Linked DNA regions of Homo sapiens: region 2 is linked to region 1. The links are chromatin loops, found by intact Hi-C in ENCODE. Cell type or tissue: dorsolateral prefrontal cortex. All regions are shown on one strand. Each heading gives the region's core, and the rest is flanking DNA. Links, peaks and the distances in the headings are about the cores only.

Region 1 (8,329 bases), core at 116-8,115:
CACCCACTATGTACCCACAAAAATTTTAAAAAGAGAAGGCTCTCTTAAAAAAAGATTGCTCTCACCTGAGTGGATAATGGGTTGCAAGGGAAAGGAAAGAAGGAAACCAGCCAAGAAGCACCGTCGTTCTTCACGTGAGAAGTGATGGTCTTGTGGACTCAGGAGTATCTGTGGAAGTGGGGTGAAGTGGGTGGCTCCAGGGGGTGTTCGAAAGTGGGATGGACCCCCTTTGCTGATGGATGGGAGGTGAGGGGCGAGGAGATGGATGAACTGGAGATGACTTGTGGGGTTCTGACTTAAGCAGCCATGTGGATGCGGATACATTCACTCTAACAGGGATGAAAGGAGAACACAGAGGCATGGAGGACATCCAGACTTCTGTTTTGGCCTGGTCACAGATCTGACGTGCCCGTGGGGCATTGAGGAGATGTAAAGTATGAAGCTGGAGGTACAGTCAGAAGTCATTGGAATTTCTGGGCTGGAAATGTACCTGGAGGATCTCAGCATAGGACTGGACTTGGGCACCTGGGGAAAGGGTTTTGGGGGAGAGAAGAGGGATAGGTCTGAGCCCTAAGAAGCACTGGAATGTCAGCAGGAATGATGGGGGGAGCAGGAAAGCCAGGAGGGTTGGAGCCACGGGAGCCAAAAGAAACTGCTCAGAGGCCACACTGGGGAGGATCGAGGGTACCCACTGGATCTGGTGACTTGGAGGAGGCTGCTGATGGTGACAAGTCATTTCAGTTAGTGAGGATGAAAGGCAGATTGGAGTGGGTTGAAGAATGAGTTGGAGGTGAGGAGGCAAAAGTGACATTTAGGGACAACTCCTTGGAGAGATCTTGCTGTCACACTGGGCAGATAAATGGGGAAGTGCTGCTTACTTGGGTTTCTATGAACATAAGAAACAGTCTCTTCATCATTTCTAAACCTCTCTCCCACTCTGATGCACCCACCCACAGCATTCCATGATAAAATAAACCGTGGATGATGTGCAGTCCCCAACATAGTAGCTGTGACTCCATTCCTTTTTCTCCCTTTTGAGAAAGTTTCTAGGAATGCAAATCAGGCAGAGTAATGTTGGGAAAACCACAGATCTGCTGACTTCCACACATTCAACTATTATATGTAACCAAATTATTTGTAGCGCAACTTATTATTGATCACACCATACATTATTGTTGGCATGCTGGCTGAGATGTGTTGTTGTTCCAGACATGGTTGGGTGGCATTCATTCATTAAATCATTCATTCATTTATCAAATTTTTTTGAGCACTAACAATGTGTCAACTCTGGGCACTGGGAGAAGTGGTGAACAAGACAAAGATAGCCTCTGCCCTCAGGAGCTCTAGCCAGGTGGGGAGGCAGACATAGAGTAAGTGATATCAGTTGAGCTTACAGCCAGAGAAGCACTGTGTTCTCAAAGACAGCATCACTGCAGGTGCTGGCCTGGTCCACAGGTGTAGCAAGAGTCTCTGAAGAAGTGAGGATGAATAAGCAGAGAGCAGAATTAATGAGACTTGTGCTGGGACTGGGTATGGACAGCAGCCCAGGCAGAAGTGAATACCCAGGAGTGGAGGGAGCCCATTTCCACTGGGGTCAGGGCCAGCCCGTCCAGAAGGTCAGAGGAGGAGAGAGTGGGGTGAGAGGCGGGGTCCAGATGTGCGGGGCCTGGGGGCTCCAGCCAGGAGATTGGTCTTTATCAGGAAAGCATTGTGAAGAATTTTGTGTTGAGGGGAGAGGGGTGATGGGATGGTCAGACTTGTTCTGAAAGAGCGCTCAGGTGTCTGGGGAATGGGGTGTAGTTGTACAGAGAAAGGTGACAGGCCAGTATCACTTGTATACAGGCAGGGGAAGACATTAAGTCCCTTCCAGCCCTATTTCACCAAACATTGCTGGTATTTGGAAACGGGGTGGGGGATGGGGCAGGACCAGACTTCTGCTTCTCAGTGTTCTGTCCCTGTAGCCTGATCTGTTTTTCCTCTCTCCCCTCCCTCCCATCTAGGGGAACTCAACAGGTTAGTGCTGGGGCCGGTTCTCAAGGGGCAGGACAGTGGTAAGCATGGCATAGGGCATGGGAGTGCAGAGATGCAGGTGGGTGCATGACTTGGGATGGGCAGTGCAGATATTCACTTATCCAGGGAATGGCAGGACGGTGGTTATCAAACTTTGCCATGCATAAAAAACGCCTCGGGAGCTCATTAAAAGTGCAGACTTGGAAGCTTTCCTAAGGAATGCTGACTCAGCAAGTGGGGCGGTGGGGCAGGAATCATTTTTAGGAAGTTCGCTTCTCTCTCCACCCAGGTGATTTTGATCTAGATAACCCGACGGCCTTCCTTTTGAGAATGCCTCCATGCTGGCCTGCGTCTTGGCCTCATATCCTCAGTCCCCTCTTCTGTCTCGCACCAGCCTGGGCCTGAAAGCTGATTTTAGCCCTGCATTAAGATGTGAATGACCCAGGACATAGGCGTGGGCAAGGACTTCATGTCCAAAACACCAAAAGCAATGGCAACAAAAGCCAAAATTGACAAATGGGATCTAATTAAACTAAAGAGCTTCTGCACAGCAAAAGAAACTACCATCAGAGTGAACAGGCAACCTACAACATGGGAGAAAATTTTCGCAACCTACTCATCTGACAAAGGGCTAATATCCAGAATCTACAATGAACTCAAACAAATTTACAAGAAAAAAACAAACAACCCCATCAAAAAGTGGGCGAAGGACATGAACAGACACTTCTCAAAAGAAGACATTTATGCAGCCAAAAAATACATGAAAAAATGCTCATCATCACTGGCCATCAGAGCAATGCAAATCAAAACCACTATGAGATATCATCTCACACCAGTTAGAATGGCAATCATTAAAAAGTCAGGAAACAACAGGTGCTGGAGAGGATGTGGAGAAATAGGAACACTTTTACACTGTTGGTGGGACTGTAAACTAGTTCAACCATTGTGGAAGTCAGTGTGGCGATTCCTCAGGGATCTAGAACTAGAAATACCATTTGACCCAGCCATCCCATTACTGGGTATATACCCAAAGGACTATAAATCATGCTGCTATAAAGCCACATGCACACGTATGTGTATTGCGGCATTATTCACAATAGCAAAGACTTGGAACCAACCCAAATGTCCATCAATGATAGACTGGATTAAGAAAATGTGGCACATATACACCATGGAATACTATGCAGCCATAAAAAAGGATGAGTTCATGTCCTTTGTAGGGACGTGGATGAAATTGGAAACCATCATTCTCAGTAAACTATCGCAAGAACAAAAAACCAAACACCGCATATTCTCACTCATAGGTGGGAATTGAACAATGAGATCACATGGACACAGGAAGGGGAATATCACACTCTGGGGACTGTGGTGGGGTGGGGGGAGTGGGGAGGGATAGCATTGGGAGATATACCTAATGCTAGATGACGAGTTAGTGGGTGCAGCGCACCAGCATGGCACATGTATACATATGTAACTAACCTGCACAATGTGCACATGTACCCTAAAACTTAAAGTATAATTAAAAAAAAAAATAGAAGTAAATTAAAAAAAAAAAAAAAAAAAAAAAAGATGTGAATGACCACGTTCCGGGCTGGGGCGGCCGGGCTGTCGGGCAGGCAGCGCGCGGCCACCAGGGGGCGCCAGAGCCTTGGCTCGCGCGCTCGGCCTCCTCCGCCCGCGGACGCCGCGCCCGAGCCAGCGAGCGAGCAGAGCACATCGCTGCGGGCTCACAAAGCGGCCAGACGCTCGGCGGCGGCGTGTGGCAGGAGCGCAGGGGCGCGAGCCGGCGATCAGCCTTCCCGGCGACCGTGCCGCGGGAGCTCGAGCAACTCGGACTAGGGGACCCGGGCCGGCCCCCAAGGTACGTGCCCAGAGGAACCCCGCGCCCCAACTTGGAGTAGTTGGGACCTCCCCGCGGCCGCCTAGGGGGCTGGCAGGGTCAGGGCCTGGGGTTACCTCCGCGCGCCTTTCTTACCCCCGAGACCTCAGGGCGCTCAAGGGAGACCTTTCCCTTAGCTGTCGCCGGGGACCCCCAGCTGCTGGCAGCCCCCACCCCGCTTGCCGGAGCTCGGGTGCTGCTGGAGCCCTGTTCTCCCCTCTCCTGCCCCAAAGCCGTGTGCACCGCACCGTCTGTGGGAGTGCGGCGTGCGGACCCGGGCTCCCCGCTTCTGGGGAGGGGTACCAAGCCCCTGATAGGAGGGCGGCATCTGTGGGGCACTCGGAGAATAGACGAGACGGGTCCCCTGTAGTTGGACGGCAGCCTCGGATTCGTGACGCAGCCTCCTCGTTCGTAGATGAGTCCCCCATTCGTGAGAGGGGTCCCTGGGTCTAGAGGCGCGACAGGCGCCCCAGGTGCGCGAGCGCTGCCCGTGCCCGCCGCGGGGTCCCCGCCTCCGGGCTGGGGCGCTGGGACGCCTGGGTGCCCGGGGCTCGCGGCCGCCCGCCCTCTTCGCTCATCGCCCTGCGCGCCCTGCCCCGCAGATGCCGGCGATCGCGGTGTTGGCGGCGGCCGCCGCGGCGTGGTGCTTCCTCCAAGTCGAGAGCCGGCACCTGGACGCGCTCGCCGGAGGCGCGGGCCCCAACCACGGCAATTTCCTAGACAATGACCAGTGGCTGAGCACCGTCTCCCAGTACGACCGGGACAAGTACTGGAACCGCTTTCGAGACGTGAGTACCGGCGCCACCCGGCCCTGGGGGGCGCGGAGCCTCTCGGAGGGGACCCCTGAAGCGGGGTTGGGGTGTGTGTGTGTGTGTGTGTGTGTGTGTGTGTGTGGTTGGGAGGGGGACAGGTGGGCATCTCCCGCGGGGGCTGGTCGGTCCCAGCTTCCTGGGTGCGGTCTTGCCTGAAAGGAACTTTAAAGAGAACTTCGAAGGCTCCATGCGCTTGCCTGTTACCTGTGGCCCAGGTGTGTGTATTCGTAGGGCTGCGGGAGGTGACTGCACTAAAATACAGCACAGATCACCAGTAGCTGTGGAGAAAGAGGTTCTCTGAGCTTCCGACTTCTCCTAACCGTGATGGTAGACTTTCCCTAGCTCCGGAGAAAACCTCCCCGGGGCAGCGGTGGCGTGGACCATCTCTGGGGTGTGTCAGGAGAATCCCTACTGGAGAGGTTGGGTCTGGGAGTGGTCCAAGCTATTTATGGGGGAGCTATTTATGGGAGTCAGGTGTTGCATGTGTGTGTGTGTGTGTGTTGAGGGAGGCGGTCATGGCAATGGGCCTGATAAAATACAGGGGAGGTGGGGTGGTTTGACCCTCGGAATCTTGAAACAGGAACAACTAGCCCGTGCAGTTGGTCCCCTGCCCTGAAAGGGACCCTGGGTGGCAGAGCATTGCTCCTCCGTGGGAGCCCTGGGAGTGGAGAAAGTTACTCCCGGACACGCAGAAACACACTTGCGGCCTGTTTCTGCCTCAAGGCTGGCTGCCACTCCCCAGGTGTGCCCCAGGGATGTGGGGCAAGAGGCATCTGGTGCAGTCTTTCCAGCAGATGGCATCTCCTCTGTTCTGTGGGAGCGTCTGCCAGCTTCTTCAAGGACTGCCCCAGCTGGCCAGGGCCATGCCCTTCTAGGGGACTTGGGAGTACCATGTTTTATGGTACTTAACATTAGGAATTCCTGTTTCTGAGAAGCCTTAAATATTGTAAAAGTGCCCAAGGCATAACAGTAAAAAAGAGAAAAGCTTTAATGTTCAAAGGCACTGTTTCTTTTTGTTTGTTTCTGATCAGTTTTAGGTGTTAAACTAATATTTTTAGCAGCATGTATTTTTTAAATATGATAATTTGACCTATACCACAGACCCCCTTTGTTAATGTCCCCGGGCATGGTTTACAGACTCTTTGAGGTGGGATATGTATGGGGATCAGCTTCCTCCACTGGACTCCTCTAAGCTCTGCTCTCAGTATCTGCAGGCCTTGCAGGGAGAGGGAATTTGAGACATTGAATGAATCCCAGATGTTTCCATACACTTTTTAAAGAGCACCCTCTCCAGATCCCTGTCCAGAGGAGATGCACTCATAGCTTTGTGTGGGGGTTTATCACTCTCCTCTCTGTTCCTCCTCTTCTTTTTTCTAGTTGATGTTGGACTGCTTCTCTTGGAAAGGGGATTTCAAACACTTTCAATGAATAGCCACAGCTATTTGGGGCCTTTTATCGAAATTGTAATTTCATTAAAATTTTTAATTGATACATAATAACTACTAGGGTCTTTTGCAGTAGATATGCCCCTCACTTTCCTCCCCTACCCCAGTGAGATTCCTGCCATTCATTGCCCCATTCCTGACCTGCTCTGTTAACTGCTTAGATCTGAGAATCCTTCATTGATTACCTTTCCCTATGGCTGAAAAATGTGCCCAAACCATGAAGGATTCACCTGGGGCAGAGATAATTTTGCTTTTTGTTTTGTTTTGTTTTTACTTTTCTATGGCTATCTTTTAGATAGAGTTGAAGAGCAGGGCAGTTGCTTGACTTTGCTAGAGGTGGAAGAATTGAGCCAGGATTAGAAGTGAAGGGCCACCTCTGGAGATAGATGCCTTGGTGCTCCTGGCAGCTGGATTGAGTTGAAAACACTTGTGCTTTTTTGGATCTTTGGGTTATGGAAAGGTTTACTGTGCTTTCATGCCTGTTCAAGATTTTCTAGTCTCAGTGTATCATAAGCATGATATTCTGAATTCCTGCTTAGCTTTAAATTTTTTAAAATTGGGCTTCTGTTCATTTCCCATCTTTATTATGGATGGTGGTGACATTTTTAGATCTTTGGAACAGTGTGTTTCCAAACCTGACTGAGGATGAAGCTCACCTGAAGTGCTTGTTAAATTATAGCATCCATGGTCCTACCCTGGAGAATCTGACTTTACATTTCTGGGGTGAGTGCAGGGAATCCATATTTTAAGCAAACATACTAGGTTATTCTAATGTTTAGGAAATACTGCCTTTAGATAGTATAAAAATGTCCAAGACATAACAAAAAGAAAAGCTTTTATGTCCCAATACACTATTTTTTTTTGTTTTTGTTTTTGGAGCGGTTTTAGACATTAAACTAATATTTTTAGCAGCATATATTTAAAAAATGATAATTTAATCCAGCATGCCATTAAAACATCTAAAAATGTTCAAAAAAATCCCAAACTTCTTCATTCATCACCCATTTTATGTGCTGTATGGAGTCACCTGACACTAACAGTGGCTCAGACATAATTTAATGTCATTAACCTCTTTAAAGTGTTGTGGAACTCAGACCAGACACTCTTTTAGGGCAAGTCCCTGGAATAATCACAAAGCCTGAGCCTGGGAACAGAGGGTAAGAATTTGCTTTCTACAGAAACCTACTATTCAGTGGACAATCGATAAAGCCTCAGCTAATCTTGCAGTTGCTCAGCCAGCCTAATCATTTTCATTGAGCCAAGCCTTGCTTGAGGTTGACAAAGCCTCAGCTTCTTTGCTGTTTCTTTGTTTTGTTGAAGCTACTGATAACTTTGAAAGGCTGTGTCCCACAATTATTGTTATGATGCATGTCAATTTTTGGAACTCATTGTGAAAGAAAACTTCTTGCCTTCCTCCTGACTTGTCTCTTTGTTGGACTTGGGGGAGAGATTCAGATGTGATTTTTGAAACTTGGAAACTGAAAACTAAGGGCTGCTCTTAGAGAGTTGATTGTAGCCCTTGGGTGTTGTTACAGGGTCAACTTTGAAATGAATATGACAGTGGGGTGCGTGTTCCATATCCCTTGACTACTGGGTGTGCTGTGACATTGCCAGAGGTGACCTGGCAACCTCTACTTATCATTTTGAAAAGTGTCCTATTGCTCTAGATGTATAAATACTTCCTATCCCCTTCTTTTTAGAAGTAAAGCCTTTAGAACAACTCCATGGCTTATTCCCTGGAGTTACAGATCCAGGACAAATAGAACAATGCTCAGATGATTGCTCCTAAATGTATTTGTGGTCTGTTAGTTTTGTCATTCTTCTTTTATAAACACTAGCAATTGGGAAGTTTTGGCCAGATGGAGGCCTGGACTTTTGTACACAATGTTAAGGAGGCGATGAAGAAGCAGATCTTTGTATTAAGTTGTTCAATAATTTTCCATCTTTAGCTGACATGCATTTAACTCCTCCATGGCTTGAGGTTGAGGGATCAAGATGCCACAACCATTCTCCTAATTTTTCTGCATCTGATTTGGCTTTGGCTTTCCATAACCATTACCATAAGGAAATTTTCCTCTGTTCATTTGTACCTTCATTCATTCCAACAAATATTTATCTACCATTGACTAGGCATTGGGTTATAAGAGTGAACAAGATAAATACATGTAATCTCTTCTTTCATG
Region 2 (8,329 bases), core at 132-8,131, 350 kb after region 1:
GTGGACCCCATGCTTGATGTTGAAAAGCTTTAATGTTTCTTCTTATAGAGTTTACCATTTTGAGATTGGAAAGACTGAACAGAATTATGGCTCCAGGATCTTGTGTTTCTGAAGTGTCCAGGGTCCCTTGCCCTTGGTGGACATCCATTTTCTGTATTTTAGGAGCAAGCTAAAAAGAGCTGGTAAAAGCCATGAGGATAATAAATGAGCATGAACTGTGCGCCAGGCCCTGTGCTAGAAAACCTTCATGTGTTATCCCATCAGATCCTCACAACATCTCAGTAAAGTGGATCTGTTTGCCTGCAACTGAATCCTAAAGAGTTGAGTAACCCATCAAGATACCTCATAGGCAAGAAGTGGCAAAGCTGCCTCTCTCCTCTCAAACTTACATCTCTCCGAGCCAAATGCTTTGGGTTCTTATCTTCTAGGTACACTAAAAATTTGGCAGAAATTCTTGGAGTTGCTGAGTTTCCCAATCCTTACATGATCAACAACCATGGCTGCTGAATAATGTCAGAATAATCAGCACCAAAAGAGTTAATTCTCTGGATGTCTTTGGCCTGGGAAAAGCTCCATGTTTTTATAGAAATTTTAATTGCATTAAAGTGAAGCACAGGTACAAAAGATAGACTGTGTGAGCCACAGTGATCTTTTAAGTACACTTTTTTCCAGGAAATATTTGATTTTTACTATGCTTTTTATGCCCTCTTATTCTCTTAGGTTATAGAATTGGTTCTTTTGTATTTTGAGTAAATCTCTCTCCTTTGTTCATAAATGTCTTATGAATAATTTATGTCAATTATAATGAAATAGAACCCAAATACCTTTACTATTATAGCATTTTAATAAATTCTGGCCATTGTGATGGATGAGAAGGTGAAGACTTCTCTGTGGATGATATCTTTTTCTCTACTTAGAGGCCAGGCCATTCTCAGCTCCTGTTGCCTACACTGCCCTGTCCCATGCTGCGCTGGGCTTCATGCATCTCCCCATTAGCAGTGTGGAACATACGCACACTTCACAGAAACCCCTCACGGAAGGAACCACAGTCAGTTCACCTGGTCACTATTGTTTCTTAAGTCAGAGGGAGTTAAGTTCACAGGACAGCAGCATTGCCTTTAAAAGCAGCTCGCACTTTTGTATTCATTATAAAAGTAATACAAGCTTATTAAGATAGCCAGCAATTTGGCTTTGATTTCTGATAGCTCAATCTTTTTTTTTCACAGGAAGTCTTTTTTTATGAGGTCTTCTGGGTAACATGAATCTTGGGGAAGGTGGACAGAGGGGTGTGATACATTGCTGCTTGACACTTTAATCATCACCTTTATCCCCATCAGAAGTTATTTTCATTAGTGGCTTAGTGGCTTCAAGTATCAGCCTTGGTGTGAGACTCGCCAAGATTAAAATCCAGGCTCACTGGCTGTGTGACCACAAACAGGCTTAACATTTCTCTGTCAGTTACCAGTTGGTAAATTAAGAATGATCTGATCTCTGTATCAGTTTCTTTATTGTTGAATTAGGATAATAGTACATTATTCTATAGTTGGTCGTTGTCATTGTCTCCATGTCAGCCCCCTAATTGGGTGACAGAGTATGTAATGTTCTCCCTCCCCTTCCTTTCTATTTAATTCCCCCTTTCCTTCTACTTCCTCTTTCCACTCCCATCACACTTTCAAAGGGAAATCAATTTCTTGATGGAAATGCTGAGTGAGGGTCCTTGTCAGAGCAGCTGGGGAGCAGGGAAAATGTGAGATGATAGCTTTGAGAAGGGAGGCTTGGCTGCCCAGGCTAATAAAATTTTGTGGTTGTTGATTTTATGACACACATTTCCACAGCTGCTCTGGCAGACCCCTCTTAACGCCTTCTTTTCTAATGATCAGGACATGTAAATTACCATGTTGGGCTTATCAGTGGTTGCTCATAATGTCTTGCTTTGCATGTGAGCAGAGGGGCCAAGCAATTCCCAGACACTCTCAGTAGTGGGTAGTCCTTAACTCCTTCATCTCAGAGACACATGCCAAGATCACCCAGGGCTGGACACCTGCTCTGGACCCTGGCCATGGTCATGGCTTGTCATTGTCTCCTTGCTGCAGACAGGATATGAGATAGAGGGCAATCAGGAGAAACTGAGGGCCCTGGTCTGTGAGTGGGGCAGAGGCTGTGGCTGTCCGGAGAGGAAGGGTAGGGAAGGGAAAGGCGCTTCTTTTGGAAGAAGGCAGGTCTGGTTCTGAGTACTGGCTTTGCCATTAAGGCTTTATGGTGCTGGGAAGTTACTTTACCGTTTCAAATTGGTTTTCTCATCTTCAACTTGCCTTTTCACTTAATTTATCATAAATATCTACCTATGTTACCAAATATAGATCTACTAGTTTCTGTAAAATAGTTGCATGATGTTTAAAAAATGTATTATGTTATTAACTAAACCATTTCCCTACAGTTGGTGTTCTGGATTGAATGTTTTTATCCCCCTCAAATTCCCACGTTGAAGCTCCAATTCCTAGGATGTCTGTATTTGGAGAGGGGGCCTCTAAGAAAGTAATTAAGGTTAAAAGAGGTCCAAAGAGTGGAGCCCTGAGCTGATAGGATAAGTGTCCTATAAGAAGAGACACGAGAGAGGGCTGGCTCTCTGTCTCTCCAAGTGCTTGCATCGAGGAAAGACCATGTAAGGACGTAGCAAAAAGCTGGCTGGCTGCAAGCCAGGAAGAGGGCCCTCCTAGAACCTCACCTTACTGGCACCCTGATCTCAGACTTCTAGTCCCCAGCACTGTGAGAAAATAAATTTCTGTTGTTTAAGCCACCAGTCTGTGGTACTTTCATTATGGCTGCCCGAGCAGACTAACACAGATGGACATTCAAAGTGTTATAATTTTCCCTTATTACAGATTATTAAGATGAACATTTTTGCCTAATATGTTCACTTGCTGGGTCATAGGATGTTTCTTTTTTCCCTTTTCTCTTGTTATAATTTTTATGTATACCAAAATGTTGAGAGGATACTATAAACTGCTATACACCCATCTACCTACATTTAACAATTGTTATCATTTAAGGGCACAACCAAAAAATTGACCCCCAAAAAAGGCTGTTATCAATTTATAACCCTCTCCCCCACCTCACACACACACATACACAAATAATGTAACAGAGAAGATGCTTTTATCTTTGACACAGAAAGAAGTCCCCAGGACCTCAGTTTAAAGGGGAAAGAAAAGGTCTCTTCCCAGGAGGGCTATCTTTGGTCAGACTCATCTTTCTCTCCTCTGCCTCTTTGTCTCTGTCTGTCCTGTGTCCCTCCCCACCAATTCCCCAATCCTTAAATGCATGAGTCCAACCTTTATGCCACTCTGCTCTCTGCCCTATCCAGGCACATGTCTAATAGGCCCTTTGTTTGGCCTCGGAGAACTTGGCCAGCCCCTTGAATATGAAAGGAAAGAATTGTGAGGAGGCTTTCCAAGCTGCCATTCTTCTCTGGTTACAGCAAAAATCCTATGGGCAGAATCTTCTATTTTATATTCTGAGAGGCTCTGTCGTCAGCTGGTGAACAAGCCTCTCTGGAGACAAGGGAGGCAAGATGCATGCACGGGTTACCATGGGGACAGACAAGCTGCAATAAATGTTCCTGCTCATAGCTTGACGAGGTTTTCACAGTTTGGTGTAATTTCTTTGTCAGTCGTCCATTAAGTCACTCCTAATGAATCACTGGGAGTGTCTGCTCTTCACGTGAACCTTGGGATCGCATGACTCAGGCAGAGAGCAGTCTTAAAAGCAACAGCGAGACAACAAGGCATCTTTAACTGGTGGACTTTTTGCAAATCGAGTGGCCTCTGGCCTGAGGAAGATTCTGGAACTCACCAGAGTGGGCCAGGAGTTCAAGCTGCTGTTTTAGATTAATCTTTTGCTTACTGGTCTCAACAGGTATCTTGTGCCTCCCGGAATCCTGTGTGGCTTGGTGTTCCTGGGGAGAGGGAGGAAGGAGGTTCCTGGCAGGAGAAAAGGGGTTCTAAGAGTTGACCACTGGGCCTTTCAGCCCTGATGTCCTCTGTCATTTGGCGGACGAGAATATATGTAGTGTGTCTGTTCTTACTAAGTGCCACTTTCTACATAAAATGCATATTTAGGGTTCCCTCTTCCTGCCCCTCTCCCCCGACTTTAGTCTGGTCACAGGTTCTTGCATGCTGGGTTGAAGGCACTGTGGAACTCAAAGGCCCTGGCTCCCCAGCATGGTCCCTGTGGCTCCAAGGCCCTTCAGGACCAGGCTCAGCCTCTTCTCCAGCCTTTTTACTCACCGGCTTGCTCCAACTGCTGCCAGCCTCATGAAACACTTGAATTCCTTAAGCCTGCCACAAACTTTCTTACCCCTGGAAAGACAACTTCCTGTTATCTGGAGTGTTCTTCCTCATCCTATTATCTGGTTTAAACCTACTTTTCCATAGATGTCAGTCTGTCCAGGAAGTCTCACCTGACCCCCTGAAAGGCTGAATTAGGTACCTTACCTGTCTCACCTGTCTCCTATGTTCAACGGTGAACCCCTGGAGAGCTGGAAGAACATCTTTTTGCTCACCTCTTTGTATTCACCTTTAGCCTGCAGAAAGATTCTTCACGCTGAATGATACTCTGTAAATATTAATTGAATAAACACAAATGTGTGTGATTTCCCCCAGGTGAGGAACCCTTTGGGCCACCCCACAAAATGGAACCTTCTTCTCATCTGAGCATCTCTGAGGTGGTATCAAGCTCTGCTGTGCTAGGTGTCATGACCCTTTGCCAATTAGCCTATAGGATGTGCTCAAGAAGAGTGCAAAGGCTTGATTCAGGATTTTAAAATCAATGTAGCTAATTAAAAAATAACTCGTTGAACTGAAAAACAAGTTCAGAAACAATTAAGATAATTAAAATATCACCACCTTAATTGAGACCAAGTAGTGAGCTTAAAAATAAAATTAATCAAAAAAAGTTACATGGAACCAGTAATTAACTGGCTTTTGAATTCAATGCTTTACAGCTTAACAAATCTCTTTAAATTAATTCATTCTTGGTTTGTTCCTTGAGAAAGGTTTCTGTAAAAAGTCATTTTGAAAAAAATAATTGGATTTGTGCTGGGTGCCAGTTGACTCTTGAATAGTTCTGCATATAGGTGGGAAAGATAAAATTAACCTTTGGTGGGCGCCTGCTCTGTGCTAGGGATGCTGTCCTGTTTGGGTCCACAGGAGTCCTGCAGGTTTGGTGATAGAAGAGGTAGAGAAGACACAGGGCTTTGTCATCCTCTGGGGATGTCTGCATCCTCTCACTCCTTGTATGCGGAGAGAGATTGAAACTTGGAGCAAGTCCCCAGGAAATCAATAGCACCATGACAAGGAAACTTTGAACTCTGCTCAGGGCTGTCACGCTCAGCTGCCTCTCCTACCTTCTCACCTACAGTTTCCCCTACTTATTAAAAGGCCTCTCAAATGCCACTTATTATTCGGATCTCTTATCCTTCCCTTTTCAAAGTGCAGCCACAGTCCTTTCCAGTACTGGTGCTGGGTGCCTTTCAGGAGCATCCATCACCCTGAGCCTTGAGGCTGCTAGGTAAAACGTATTTGGGAGGCCTGAGTTTAAATGGAAATGACACACTCCTCATCCCCTTTCAATCCCAGTGTTGCTGTTTCTCAAAAACAAAATGCGGCGAGGTGATTAAACAAATGCTGACAGCTTGATTTGTTACTGTTTTGTTGCTCTGTGAAGTTCATTTACTCTAAATAATTTGCATACATGTTTGAAGTATTCAGACCCCAGTAATTGATTTTTAGCAGACTTGATTTCTGTATGCAAATTGTTAAGTATGTAGGGAGTTTAATAACGAACAGTTTTTATTTATTAGTATTTTGGGTTGGAGGTTTTTTGTTTTTAAAGAAATGTTAGCTTCCAGAAGTGGAGGGTGGTCTACAGGAGTTAGCCTAAGGTAGGGTGACAGATGGCAAAACTACAGGAACAAAATTGACCAGACCATGGTTCCTTTGACTCAGTTGGGGGATGGCTGCATTCAGAGGGGGTAGGCTGAGGGCTCAGGTGTCCAGAGCTGGGCACCCCAGCCTCTGGGGAAAGATCAGGGCTGGTGACCTCATCCTGTGGGGTGTACTGAGAGGGAATCGTGGACCATCCTCTGCAGCACTGGGTAATCTGGCTGCCCCCTCCTTTTACCCAGTAAGTCTCATTCTGCCCCCAAAGCCTCTTAAGAATATGGTGCACTTGGGCCCTTGGCATGAGGTGAGCCCCGCAATCAGCTTTTTAAAGAAGATAGTAGGAGATTCTCATGCTTCAAGCATACACTGGTGAAGAGTTTGGGTTCTGGAGTCACAGACCAGGTTTGTCCTGCATCTCTCATTAGCAATTTATTTTTAAGACTTGCACATTAATAGCAGCTACCTCCTTTGGTGGCTATGAAAATTAAATGTGGTAATCCAATCAGAGTTCACTGCCTGTATGTCAAAAGCACTCAGTGAGTGTTAACTATGGTTCTTTGTTATTATGAAAACTGATTATTTACTCTGGGAAAAAAGACAAACACAAAAAACTTAATAAACACATATGAGGTGCTTAGCATGTTCCAGGTCTAAGTACTTACAGATATTAACTCATTAAATGTTCATGACAACCACCAAGCAATAGCAGGTGCTGTTATTATCCCCATTTTTACAGGAGAGGAAAGTGAGGTATAGCAAGGTTAGCAAGCAGCAGAGGCAGGGTTCAGTCCCAGAAGCTACTCTGCCTTGGAGTCCGTGCTGTTCCAGAAGCTACTCTGCCTTGGAGTCTGTGCTGTTCCCGGATCTGCTCAGCTGATTCATGATCCTTGTGATTGCACTGTCCGTTGAGACCACCCGGAGGACAGTGTGGCATGTTAACAAAGTTGGATACAGAGGCAAAAATAAGCTCAAATTCTGCCACAAAGCTTGTCATGTAGTACTGCAGATTTTGACACCCATCACCCTAGGCCAACCTGTTTTTCTCTGTCTCTGACATCCACTCAAGTGAAAATCTCAAGTTCTCTGCTGCAGCACTTGGCATCTGTTGGGGAAAATGCCTCAGCTGATAACTATGACTGGGGCTGCCTGTGGTCTAGTCCCCAGGTTTCTTGAGATCTATAAATGTCTTCATCCTGTGGTGTGTGGAAGTGTGAGAAGGGGCAATGAAGGACTGACATGTCCTGCTAAGCTGTTCAAGCAGCAGAAACGCCATTGGATGTTGTGTGTTCAGAACCCTTGAGAAACTTTCATCATTAGTGGTCATCTGGTAATCATTCTTAATTGTTGACTCAATTTTGAATGATTCTTGGAGAGTGAGTCAAAGTTGGCTGAGCTGCAGCCCCAGGGTTGGCGTGGGCGGCAGTGCACTGGGCTGAGACTGCACCAGTCTCCTGGCTTCTTATGCAGACATCCCCAGGAACCAAAAGAGTTCCACTTAGGACCAGGAAGCTCTTGCTGCAAGTTTCTGGAAGCCCCAGCCTTGGAAGACTCTGAAGGCAGACACAGGGCCCTGCCACCTGCCTTGCAGAGGTTGCCTTCAGCTTAAGAGCTCTGAGTGAATGAACACTCTGTCCCTGGGGCTCAAATCAGCCTCTCTTTTATCTCACAGCCTGTTTCTTTCTGCTAAGCTCCAAGTATCAGAGTCACATCCCTTGGGGAGTAGACTCTACCAGGTGACTCCCCTAGGACCGGGCCCTGGGTCTTATTACTTTCCAGATGGGCCTGAGAATGCAGCCTGGCTTCTGTTTACAGCTGCTGAAGCTGCGGCAGTGGAGGGAGCCAGTTAAGCTGTTCAAGTAGCAGAAATGCTTTTGGATGTTGTGTGTTCAGGACCCTTGAGAAATTCGCAGCAGGCATTTGAAGAAAGTAGTGTGCAGATTCTGGGCCTGGGCAGGAGGAGAGGAACAGTGATGTCCTCTACATGCTGAGGAGTCAGGATGGCTAAGAGTCCAGTGGTTGAGGGCACTGTGACATTTCTTTGTGTTTGTTTTGGTTTGGTTTTTTGACCATGTCATTTCTTGTAGAAGTTTTGCTATACCTGCTCAGGATGCCAATTTGTTTAACCAAATGTTTGCATGGGGAGGACATGGGGAGACATCACCTCCCCTGACTGTGGAGAGCAGTTATGAAAGATTTACTGCTTAATAGGCTTTAGGCCCCAGAGCTTGAAGATGGCACAATTGCTTTTGTTTTGCAGAGAATTCCCCGAGGCCTCTTCTGTGCCAATGATGAGCATGTGCACCTCAGCACGCAGAGCGCTGATTAGCTGAGGACCTGCTGCTCAGCCTATTCCAGGAAATGTTGCAATATATGAACTGCTGTCTTTG

The links. Hi-C counts contacts between places; a loop is a spot of excess contacts. Peaks named below come from ENCODE experiments on the same cell type or tissue, not always from the same donor. Only the 100,000 strongest peaks of a DNase experiment are listed, where the experiment ranks them.
Region 2: a loop joins it to region 1, with 2.5 times the contacts of the local background. A loop is called at or near these places in 4 of 110 quality-filtered maps.

What each region holds. Positions count from the first base shown.
Region 1 is chr5:137,494,721-137,503,049 of GRCh38, reverse strand. SPOCK1 (SPARC (osteonectin), cwcv and kazal like domains proteoglycan 1) reads left to right here and starts at 3,724. Exons shown (of 11, transcript NM_004598.4): 1 at 3,724-3,871; 2 at 4,492-4,677. The coding sequence starts at 4,492. RefSeq lists a silencer at 3,554-3,773. In dorsolateral prefrontal cortex, for the core only: CTCF peaks have their summits at 3,654 (motif pointing right), 5,289 and 5,488 (motif pointing right); DNase peaks (open chromatin) are centred at 3,719, 4,274, 4,549 and 5,489; H3K4me3 peaks cover 4,391 bases; H3K27ac peaks cover 4,469 bases.
Region 2 is chr5:137,141,886-137,150,214 of GRCh38, reverse strand. All of the region lies in intron 3 of SPOCK1 (SPARC (osteonectin), cwcv and kazal like domains proteoglycan 1), which reads left to right. Among named protein-coding and RNA genes, the nearest start is that of SPOCK1, 350 kb to the left of the region's middle. RefSeq lists an enhancer at 3,552-4,751. In dorsolateral prefrontal cortex, for the core only: no CTCF peak of the experiment used is centred there; DNase peaks (open chromatin) are centred at 2,691, 3,564 and 7,362; H3K4me3 peaks cover 1,018 bases; H3K27ac peaks cover 1,966 bases.